2 separate regions of the Homo sapiens genome follow, and region 2 is linked to region 1. Evidence: read pairs that join two places in POLR2A ChIA-PET (ENCODE). Cell type or tissue: PC-9. All regions are shown on one strand. Links, peaks and the distances in the headings refer to the core of each region. The heading gives the core; the rest is flanking DNA.

Evidence for each region. ChIA-PET counts read pairs that join two places held together with the same protein. Peaks named below come from ENCODE experiments on the same cell type or tissue, not always from the same donor. Only the 100,000 strongest peaks of a DNase experiment are listed, where the experiment ranks them.
Region 2: POLR2A ChIA-PET joins it to region 1 with 6 read pairs; 3 of 35 experiments call an interaction of 5 or more read pairs at or near these places.

The regions. Positions count from the first base shown.
Region 1 is chr20:9,022,784-9,028,170 of GRCh38, reverse strand. No RefSeq gene overlaps it. Among named protein-coding and RNA genes, the nearest start is that of PLCB4, 44 kb to the left of the region's middle. In PC-9, for the core only: no CTCF peak of the experiment used is centred there; no DNase peak of the experiment used is centred there.
Region 2 is chr20:8,857,640-8,863,026 of GRCh38, reverse strand. The region is part of intron 31 of PLCB1 (phospholipase C beta 1); the gene reads right to left. Among named protein-coding and RNA genes, the nearest start is that of RNU105B, 29 kb to the right of the region's middle. RefSeq lists a silencer at 4,231-4,525. In PC-9, for the core only: no CTCF peak of the experiment used is centred there; a DNase peak (open chromatin) is centred at 2,696.

The DNA of each region.
Region 1 (5,387 bases), core at 193-5,192:
GTATTTCAGCTGGTTGAAATGAGAGGTTTTCTATGCCCCAGCACTTGGTCTATACTCGGGAACCTGCTGCTCCCACTGCTCGCACTTGAAAAGAATGTGCGTTTTGCAGTGATTGGGTAAGACGGTCTATAAATATCAATTGGGTCAAGGTGGTTAATACAGTTTTAGAAAAAACTTAAAAAATGTCTCTTTAGTTTTAGAAAAAAAATTAAATACCTAATCATTTTGGGAATAGAAATTAAATTCGGTAAATTCAAGTGCTAGACTATTCTATTGCTAAGCACACATGAACAATTTTACTTTGTTGACATTCTCAAACTTGGAAAATTCTCTCACTAGCTCACCATGGCTCACTGCTTTTTCCTTCCAGACAGATTTCCTGAGTAGATGAGAATGACTAAACACAGTTACTGATGTCTAACTTTATACAAATCACAAAAAAATATTTATCATCGGAACTTCAGAAGTATCACAGCACTTTAAGCCTCAGTTTTCCAAGCATTTTCTTTTTCAAGGGTTGTACAAAGCTAGAGTGACCATAAATCTGGAAATGTTTACGTTTTGCTCTTCTTAATCACTGAATGCACGATCAATCGAAACAGCCAATTCTGCTGAATAAATAAGAAGCTCAAGTCTTCAAGCAATCTATCTTCTACTGCTGGTGTTCGGTTATGAATTATATTTTCCATATAAGCCAGAATGATGGCCTGATGTTCAAGGTTCAATATAAACAAAAACACCAGGAAACATTCATTTAAAATTGAAAGGTATCGGAATATGCCACCCTAAAATATGCCACTTTGGCATAAGGATTATTTTGAACCGAAGGCAATTGAGAAATAGCAGATAGAAGAAAAGTATCTGCCCTTCCCCTATTTGCAGGACATTAATTTTTAAAGGCGTATCCCCTCCCATCTCTACCAGGAAGAGCTGAAGTTCTTCTGACACCTTAGGTGGTGCCAGAGAAATACAGGTAACAGACGTTGCTAAAACTAGCTCTTATCTACCACTAGTTTCCCCATAAATTTACCTTCCTACAATTTGCCACCCTAAAAACTCAAAGTCCTTTTCCTTTGTCTTATCACTTCTCTATAAATTTATTGTTCTAATGACCGACCTCGAGTTACTGAGTGCTTCCATGTGTATGTGTGATGCACATGTTAATAAACTTCTGTTTGTTTTTCTTCTGTTAATCTGACTTTTGTCAGTCTAATTAACAGAGCCCCAGTCAGAAAACCTAGGAGGGGTGAGGGAAAAAGATGAGTTTTCTTGCCTCCAAAATCAAATGCATATTAGCCTTTGCTTCCTCTCTCTCTGTACTCACCATCTCCCCTTCACCTTCCACCAAGAGTGGAAACAGCCTGAGGCCCTCACCAGACGAAAATGACCAATCTTGAACATTCCAAATATCAGAATCATGAACCAAATAAACCTTTTTAAATAAATTAAATAAAAGTCAAATGCATTTTAATTTGATTGGTACACTGTATCAGTCAGGGACTTGAGCTGCAGGCAACTGAATTCAACACTGGCTGATTTGAGCTGAAAAAAACATTTAGGAATAGCAGATAGCTCACACAAATGGTAGGCAGGATAGATAGTTCGGATTTGAAAATGCACAGGAAACAAGGCGAATCTGAGTCTGTGGCCTGTTCACTGTATGCAGTTGCAGTCACCTGAGAACCTAAGCGGCTGCTACATTCCTTTTTTTGTCTTCATAGCTTCCCATGAAAAGTTCTGTAACTCCCCAGTGGGCTCACCTTGCCTGCTGCCTAGACAGAGAAGATTTACCAAAACAGGGGAATTCCAATAGAGAAAAAGTAATTCTTGGGAAGCCAAGGTGGGTGGATCACTTGAGGTCAGGAGTTCAAGACCAGCCTGACCAAAATGGCGAAACCCCATCTCTACTTAAACATACAAAAATTAGCCTGGCATGGTGGCACACACGCCTGTAATCCCAGCTACTGGGGACAGGAGAATCGCTGGAACCTGGGAGGCAGAGGTTGAAGTGAGCTGAGATCACTGCACTCCAGCCTGGGTGACAGAGACTCCATCTCAAAAATAAATAAAATAAAATAACCTTCAGCTGCATGACTCCTAAACCATAATTTCTAATCTTGTGGCTAATTTGTTAGTCCTACAAAGACAGTCTAGTCTCTAGGCCAGAAGGAGGTTTGCTTTGGGAAAGGGCTGTTAGATTCTTTGTTTCAAATTATAAACTAAGTTCCTCCCAACGTTAGTTCAGCCTACGCCCAGAACAAACAAGGAGAGCCTGGAGGTTAGAAGCAAGATGGAGTTGGTTAGGTCAGATCTGTTTCACTGTCTCAGTTATAATTTTGCAATGGCGGCTTCAGTTCCAAGTAGGAGCATCTGATTAACCAAGCCTATTCACCATGACTCAGCCACCACATAAGGAGGGAAAGCTATTCATTTTTTTTTTTCCAGCGTCTAAAAAGGAGTTAAGCTCTACATTTTACCAAGCCTCATAAAGCAGGAAATATCTCCCAAATAAGAAGAATTCAGACAATAGCAGGGAAAAAGAGAGAATACCCACTTAATACATTCTTCCTTTCTGTTTCTATAGTTGATTATATTCATTCCAATAAGGCAAAGGGAGGGCTTTTTGTCTGTTTTATTTACTTGTTTCATATTTTGATTTGTCTTAAAGAAGTAGATAGCACTTCAGCATGTGTTTATCTACACATTGGTTTATCTACACATGGAATCGGAAGAATTGGGTTTCATACTAGATTTGTTATTGACTAGCTGTGTGATCTTAGTCAAGTCACTATTTCCTTGAGCTTTGGTTTCCTCACCTATAAAAGAGGGAATTGGAGTAGAGGAACCCTCCATGTCTGTCAGCACTATCCAACAGAACTGCCTGTGATGTTGGAAATGCTCCGCCTCTGGGCTGTTCATCATGGAAGCCAGTTGCCAATGAGACTGTTGAAATGTGGTTTGTGTGATTGGAAAATGGTATCTGGGCGGGGCCCAGTGGCTCACGCCTGTACTCTCAGCACTTTGGGACGCCAAGGCAGGCGGACCACTTGAGGTCTGGAGTTTGAGACCCACCTGACCAACATGGTGAAACCCCATCTCTACCAAAAGTATAAAAATTAGCCAGGCATGGTGGTGCATGCCTGTAATCCCAGCTACTCAAGAGGCTGAGGCAGGAGAATCGCTTGAACCCAGGAGGCGGAGGTTGCAGTGAGCCAAGATCACGTCACTGCATTCCAGACTGGGTGACAGAGCAAGACTCCATCTCAAATAAAAAAGAAAAAAAGAAAAATAGTATTTCAATTCTACTTAATTTTAACTAATTTAAGTTTAAGTAGTCATATGTGACTAGTACTACTAACTTGGGCAGTACAACTGTAGATTTTAAGCCCCGTAAAAGCAAAAAGCCCTGTCTGTTTTGCTAATTATCTAGTTGCAGGGTCAAAGTCTAGACAGTAACTGGTGGAGTGTTTCACACATTGCAAGATTCCATTACATATTCCTCTGGCCACTAATATGCCAGGCACTGTTCTAGGCACTGGGCATCAACTTGCAAACACAACAGGTGCAAACCACTGTTCTCATGGCACTTATATTCTACTGGGGAACATACACAATTAAACATATATATGAGTAAAATATTCAGTACTGTATATTGAATGGTGATAAGAATTAAAGGAGAAAAATAATCAGAAGAATGATAGGGAGTGTGAGTGCTAGGGCAGGGGGATTATTATTTAAATAGATCAGGCAATGAGAAGGTGACATTCCAGTAAAGACTTGCCTGAGGCATGGGAGCTAGCCATGCTGGGAGGAAATATTGTTCCAGGCAAAGGTCCCAAGGTGAGATTATGCCTGGAGAGTTCCAGAAACAGCAAGAGGCCAGTGTTGGAGGGAACAAGGGGAGTTACGTTAGGTAAAGAGTTTAAAAGTTGGGCTGGTGCAGTGGCTCGTGCCTGTAATCCCAGCACTTTCAGAGGCTCAGGTGGGGAGATCACGTGAGGTCATGGGTTTGAGATCAGCCTGGCCAACATGGTGAAACCCCATCTCTACTAAAAATACAAAAATTATCCAAGTATGGTGGTGTACCCCTGTAATCCCAGCTACTTGGGAGGCTGAGGCATGAGAATCCCTTGAACCCAGGAGGCAGAGGTTGCAGTGAGCCAAGATAGTGCTATTGCATTCCAGCCTGGGTGACAGAGTGAGACTCTGTCTCAAAAAAAAAAAAAGGGTAACTTAGTATACCTGTGTTGAGGAGGGAAGGGGAACATGTAGGGCTTGGGAAGCTTTTGTTTTTTTAAAACCTCTGGCTTTACTTTGAGTGAAATGGGGTTCACTGGAGGGTTTTGAACAGAGGACTGTGATATATCTGATTTGTGGAGGTTTTTTTCAAATTTTTTAATTTTAATTTTAATTTTTATTTATTTATTTATTTATTTTTTTGAGATGGTGTCTTGCTCTGTCACCCAGGCTAGAGTGCAGTAGTGCCATCTCGGCTCACTGCAAACTCCACCTCCTGGGTTCAAGTGATTCTCCTGCTTCAGCCTCCCAAGTAGCTGGGATTACAGGCGCCTACCACTGCACCCAGCTAATTTTTGTATTTTTAGTAGAGACGGGGTTTCACCATCTTGGCCAGGCTGGTCTTGAACTCCTGACCTCATGATCCCCCTGCCTTGGCTTCCCAAAGTGCGGGGATTACAGGTGTGAGCCACAGCACCCAGCCCCACCCCTCTCTTTTTTCTTTTTTAAGAGACAGAGTCTCACATGTCACCCTGGCTGGAGTGCAGTGGTATGATGTTGATTGCACTCTTGAACTCCCAGGCTCAAGTGATCCTCCTGCCTCAGCCTCCTGAGTAGATGGGACCACAGGTGTGCGCCACCACACCCGGAAAGTTTTTTTTATTTTTTGTATTGATGGGGTCTCCCTGTGTTGCTACACAGGGAGTAACTCCTAGGCTCAAGCAATCCTCCTGACTCTGCCTCCCAAAGTGCTGTGATTATAGGTGTGAGCCACCACACTTGGCCTGATTTGTGTTTTCGAGGGATCACTCTTGCTGCCCCCTTAAGAATGTTGTGGGCCAAGGATGGATATCATAGGGCCATGCAGAGAGATATTCTAACAGTGCAGGCAAGAGATCGTGCTGACTGGGACCATGAGAACAGTGAAGGTGGTGAGAATGATGAAGTTCTGGTTTTAAAGGGAATGCCAACCACATTAGCTAACAGATTGGCCATGGACTGTGAGGTAAAGAGATCAGGCAAAGATGACCACAGTTACTTTGGCCAGGGCAACTAGAAGAATGGAGTTGCTATTCACTAGGGTGGACAGGACTGTGGATGGAGCAGGTTCAGGGAGCAGACCAAGAGTTTCATTTGGCATTTATTATGTC
Region 2 (5,387 bases), core at 80-5,079, 170 kb after region 1:
GGTGCATAGTCTACATGGTTTCCCAGAATTCCATGCTGGGCTTGATCACCAGTTGCCCACATTTGTAACTTGTCTGAGAAAAGCCACACTTTTAATTGCTACCCTCCCTTTCCTGCTTCACTTCTCTACTTCCCTGCTGGTTTCCTGGGACCACTGCTCAGAAACACTATTATACTCAAATCCTCATCTCAGGATTTGTTTCTGGGGGAACCCAAATGAAGACCTTAGCTTAGTCCTTAGTTTGAATTTATTGGCTGGCATATATTGAGTGGACACATTGCAGGGTTTTCTTGTAGTTTTGGATTAATGTGCCCTAGTCCTTGATGCATGCTGACCTTATTTGACTTGTTTATGAAATGTTTGGGCTGGAGATCTATCATAAATTACCCAGTAACTATGTTTAGATTTAAAAAAATCAATTTCTTTCTGAGTCTAAATAGTTCTACCTGGACTTGAAGTGATTATATTCAAGCAGCAATCCAAGTAAGTTTGAATATATTTTGGTCCCTGACTCTAACCATAGCCAATTAGATTCCTGTTACATTATATGTGATCACTCAGGTTAAGGTCTATAGACCTAACCTGCTATGAAGCTATTTCCAAACGGAGAAGAGAAATTGATGTACAGGAGAAAAGACAGGCTGCGAATAAAATGTGCCCAGCATAGTGATGATACACATTCATTTTCCGCTTCATCCAGCAGCATATGGAATAGACGGATAAACTAAAATGCCAGTTGGTCCTGGTGTTTTTGTTACATAACATTTCAAGTGAAAGAACAGGTTGTCAAGAAAAATTATGCTGAAATTTAAATAAATAAATCATGCATGACATAGTGAGTATATTCAAAAGCAGTTTATCCCATCAAAACAAGACTAAATGTATTCTACAAGAGGAAATATATTACTGTGCTGTATTCAGTAGCAGAAATATAAATAGTATCCTTAAGAAAATAGCTTTTGCATTAAAATAATAATTAAATAATAACATAATGCCAGTCTATTTTTAAAGGAAATACAATTTTAAAGAAAAGTCTTCTGCATTAAAATAAATATCTAATATCCAGTTGTCCCAATGTATGTTTTCAATGTTTTCCAATAAGTCAAGTTAATCAAGTTCCAATAAATCAATGTACATTTTCATTGTTTTTCCAATAAATCAATGTTTCCCAGTAAATCAAGTTAATTAAATTGTTTCCATCAGCCTGCCTTTTTAATTTTATTTAAGTTCTAGATTTTTATAAAGATGGGGTTTTGCTACATTGCCCAAGTTGATCTCTTTTTTTTTTTTTTTTTTTTGAGGTAGAGTCTCACTCTGTCACCAGGCTGGAGTGCAGTGGCACGATCTCACCTCACTGCAAGCTCCGCCTCCCGGGTTCAAGCGATTCTCCTGCCTCAGCCGCCCGAGTAGCTGGGACTACAGGCGCGCGCCACCATGCCCAGCTAATTTTTGTATTTTTAGTAGAGACGGGGTTTCACCATGTTGGCCAAGATGGTCTCAATCTCTTGACCTCGTGATCCACCTGCCTTGGCCTTCCAAAGTGCTGGGATTACAGGCGTGAGCCTCTCAAAGTGCTGGGATTACAGGCATGAGCCATGATGCCTGGGCTAGCCTGCCTTTTAACCAAATGTTTTATCTCAAAGAAAATGACTGAACTCACCAACTAATGACTTATCCTTTGTTCTGTCCCAAACAAACATAATAAGTGTATGATTCTTTACTAACATTTCCTGTGCCTTGATCACATATCATTAATACAAACACACAAGTTAAACTTGTTTGCTTTATACAAGTATGTTTGCATTTCCTACTTGGGATACAAATACAACCAACATTTTTTAAGTAGAAACGCCACTTATCAAGACATATAACCTGATTAAAAACATAGCCTTTTAGATTAAAATATAATCAGAAAGAAAACTGGTGATTTGGTTTTCCCTCACCTTTGCTCACCCATTAATTTCTATTCACCTTCTTCTTCCACTACCCTAAAATATGTATATTTATTTAATAAATCAGTAACCAACTTCTTTGGAAAATGTCCAACAGAATAAAATTGCAATATTTGTCTGTCAAATCAAACATGGACATGATGATGGTATTGATACCTCTAAGAAAGTTGTGTCCACCATGATGTCACAACACTGAGTTGAAAGTCAAAAAACTGATTGAAATTACTTAGTTTCAAATCAAAACTAGTTTGAAAACTAATTAATGATTGTTCTGTCAGTATATGAACTCTTCCCTGTGAGTCTTCTTTAGACATCAGGGAGCTCATAATTCAAGAAACACATGAGAATGCACTGACATTATACTAATTTCTCAAAGAGGAATAGATCTGAAGATGTCTCTCCTGATTCAGCCAGCCTGAGTCCCTGTGGAGATGAATGGATTACTTTAATTAATCAGTGAAATAACTAATGAATATTTATTGGGGACCTACTAATGTAAACAAATGGCTCTGTGGTATTTGGTTTGGGGAGTCTTGAACAGTATAAAACTGTTACCTCTTAAAGGTTAGAAACTGAAAATAAAATTAGTGAGCCAAGGCAAAGTTAAATAATAACACGAGCTAGTCATATAAGGTGAAATGCCAAATCAGTGATATGCACAGTGTTTTGAATTCAGGAACTGTGAATCACTGTGGTAGGACTTGTCTCTGAGTTAATCTATAAAACCAAAGCTTCAAGTTACACCATATGGAAATGAACTTATTGCCAGTGTCTTAAGCACAAAGCTTTTCTTCAGTAGGCCCTTGGGAGCTATTCTGTAATAGTTATCAAATAACAATGACTACTACTATAAATATTTATTGAGCATTTACTATATCCTGGCACTAGGTTAAATGATTAGCAGGGATTATCTGCAAGGATTACCTCTGTGAATTCTCCCATTATTCGCTGGAGTAAATATTATGAGCATTTTATGGTTAAGCAACACAGCTGGTAAATGATGAAGTCAGAATTCAAACTCAGTTATTCTGACTCCACAGTCTCCAATTACTTATAATAATCTCTTCTCCTATCAGGCTTTAACAAAAAGCCCACATATTTATATTCTCTCAATGACTCCCTAGAATGGAAAGTTAGTGGAAGCTTTTATATACAATAAAGAAAGAATAAAGGCAAGATTAATATGTATTATCATGGTAGGTAGAGTGGAGAAAAGTATATTATGTCTTTTTTTTTTCTTCCCTCTCCTACTCCCACTGTATTTTCCAGGTTTCACCACATTCTAGAAAACATTTATTCAGTTGAATAACCCATCACCTTTGAAGACATTTAACTTGCTCCAATAGACCCCAAGCTAGAGTCTACCCTGTGGAAAAGACTTCAACAAGAAATACCTGAGCAACATTTCAGAATTAGAAGGAGATCCTTAAAACATCCAGAAAGATTGAAAAAATAGCCAGCTTTCTTGAATTACTAGAAGACTGAAGTTAAAAAAAAAACCAAAAGGTTTTCAAAAGCTAACCATGATGCCATCTCTAGAAGGAAAAGTTATTCAATTCAGCTGTGCGGGAGAGCAGAACTTTAGAAAGCCTTGCTACTCAAAGTGTGGTCCTAGGACCAGTAGTATCACTTCAGGCCCACTCCAGATCTACTGAATGAGAATTTGCATATTAACAAGATCCACAGGTAATCCACATACACATCACATTTTTGGAAACATGAGTTTAAAGGTAATTGTTATGATTTTCTTAATGTGGATTTGAAGCTGAAAGTGTTTAGACTGAACTATTTGGAACAATGTTCTATTTGTGAGCAGATGTTATTTATAAATATTCTGGATTCGGTGCTTCTTTATTAATTAAAGTTCTTGAGCCAATCAAGAACAAGCTAACTCTTCCTAAGTGCTGGCCTTAGAAGTAGATGAACCAATTAAGAATCAGTCCCTACTTCCAAAGCGGAAACCTTGAGGAAGAGGGACCAGCAAAGAGGTAGCAGGCCACCAACCTCAGGGCTTCTGAGTTGGAAGTGTGTTGCCCAGTTTCCTTGCCCAGGTGGCAATCTGAGAGATTATCTTATCCCTCCAAACAAGAGGTATGTCAGGAGGCTAAAGAGGAACTATCTGTCCCACTTCCACTACTCTAATTTTTTTTTTTTTTTTTTTTGCACACTCAAATTGCCAGAGTTTGAGAACACTACCCTAAGAACAAGAGTTGGGAAAAAGGGAATGGCCTTCTTTGTCTACTGAACCCCTTTTTAAAACAAGATCCTATTTTAAGAGCCTAGCATTAGGGTATGTTCAGTTCATCTGGTCACCTCTAAGTAAGTGAGCAAGGAAGACTTGTGAGCTGTTTACACTGTTGAAATATTCCTATGACCCTATCTCCCTTTAGGACTCGAAGCTATGAAAACAAGCCATGTGAAGGTCAGTGCTGTAGTCCATTGAACCCATCAGTGGAAGTGACCCCAGTGGAATCATACAATCTCTGCACACTCACACTGTAGAGAGCCTACATCTTGGAAAAGGTCCAAGACTCCCCGAGGGATCTCACTTGGACTGCTGCAGCCTTATGCCATTTAGATTTGAATGATTTTTGTGTTATTCTAGCCAGGGCCATCCCTGTCCTATCATTGGAATTTAAACATTTCCATTACTACACAACATCAGGGTCTACTGCCAAAAGAAAATGTTCTTTGAAATTATTCTTGTAACTTGTCAGAACAATTTAGATTTCCTGAGTTTGTGATATTTAGATGCTATTACTGAGGACAAGTCCATACCTAAATATTTCATAATGAACACAGGAGCCGCATTACCAAAACTGCTTGTAACAAGAGCAGGCCGTGGTGTGTGTGTGTGAGTGCAAATGAAACAGTATTTAGTTTATGTTTTGACTGCTAAACCTTTAATCTATTTCAGATCCTGGGGTAGTTAAGGATTGGCTAAATAGGCCTCAAGTAAAGCTAACAATAAAAATTAAATAAAAATTTAATTCAAATACTTAAAATTATGAAACTTATTCAAATGACACCCTCAATAAGGTGAGAAGCAAGTGATAAACTGGGCAAATATTTTCACAACAAACACATCTGACAAAAGAATAGTATTGAGAATATATAAAGAATTGTTATGAAGTAATGAGAAGACCAATCACTCAATTGAAAAAAATTACCAAAAGATACAAAGAGGCATTTTGCTTAAGAAGGAACATGTGGCTAAAGGCAAAACAAAAACAAACTAAATAGAAGGGATGGTCAGTTTCTTCACTGATCAGAAAAAGGCAGATCTAGACCACATTGAGATATCATTTCATACTCATCTTAGTAGGAAATATTAGGAAGTCTGACGTTAATATCAACTATTGGCAAGTGTCAGGGTAATACAGTCTTTCATATATTGCTGAAGAAAGTGTAAAGTGGTATAGTTACTTCAGAAGA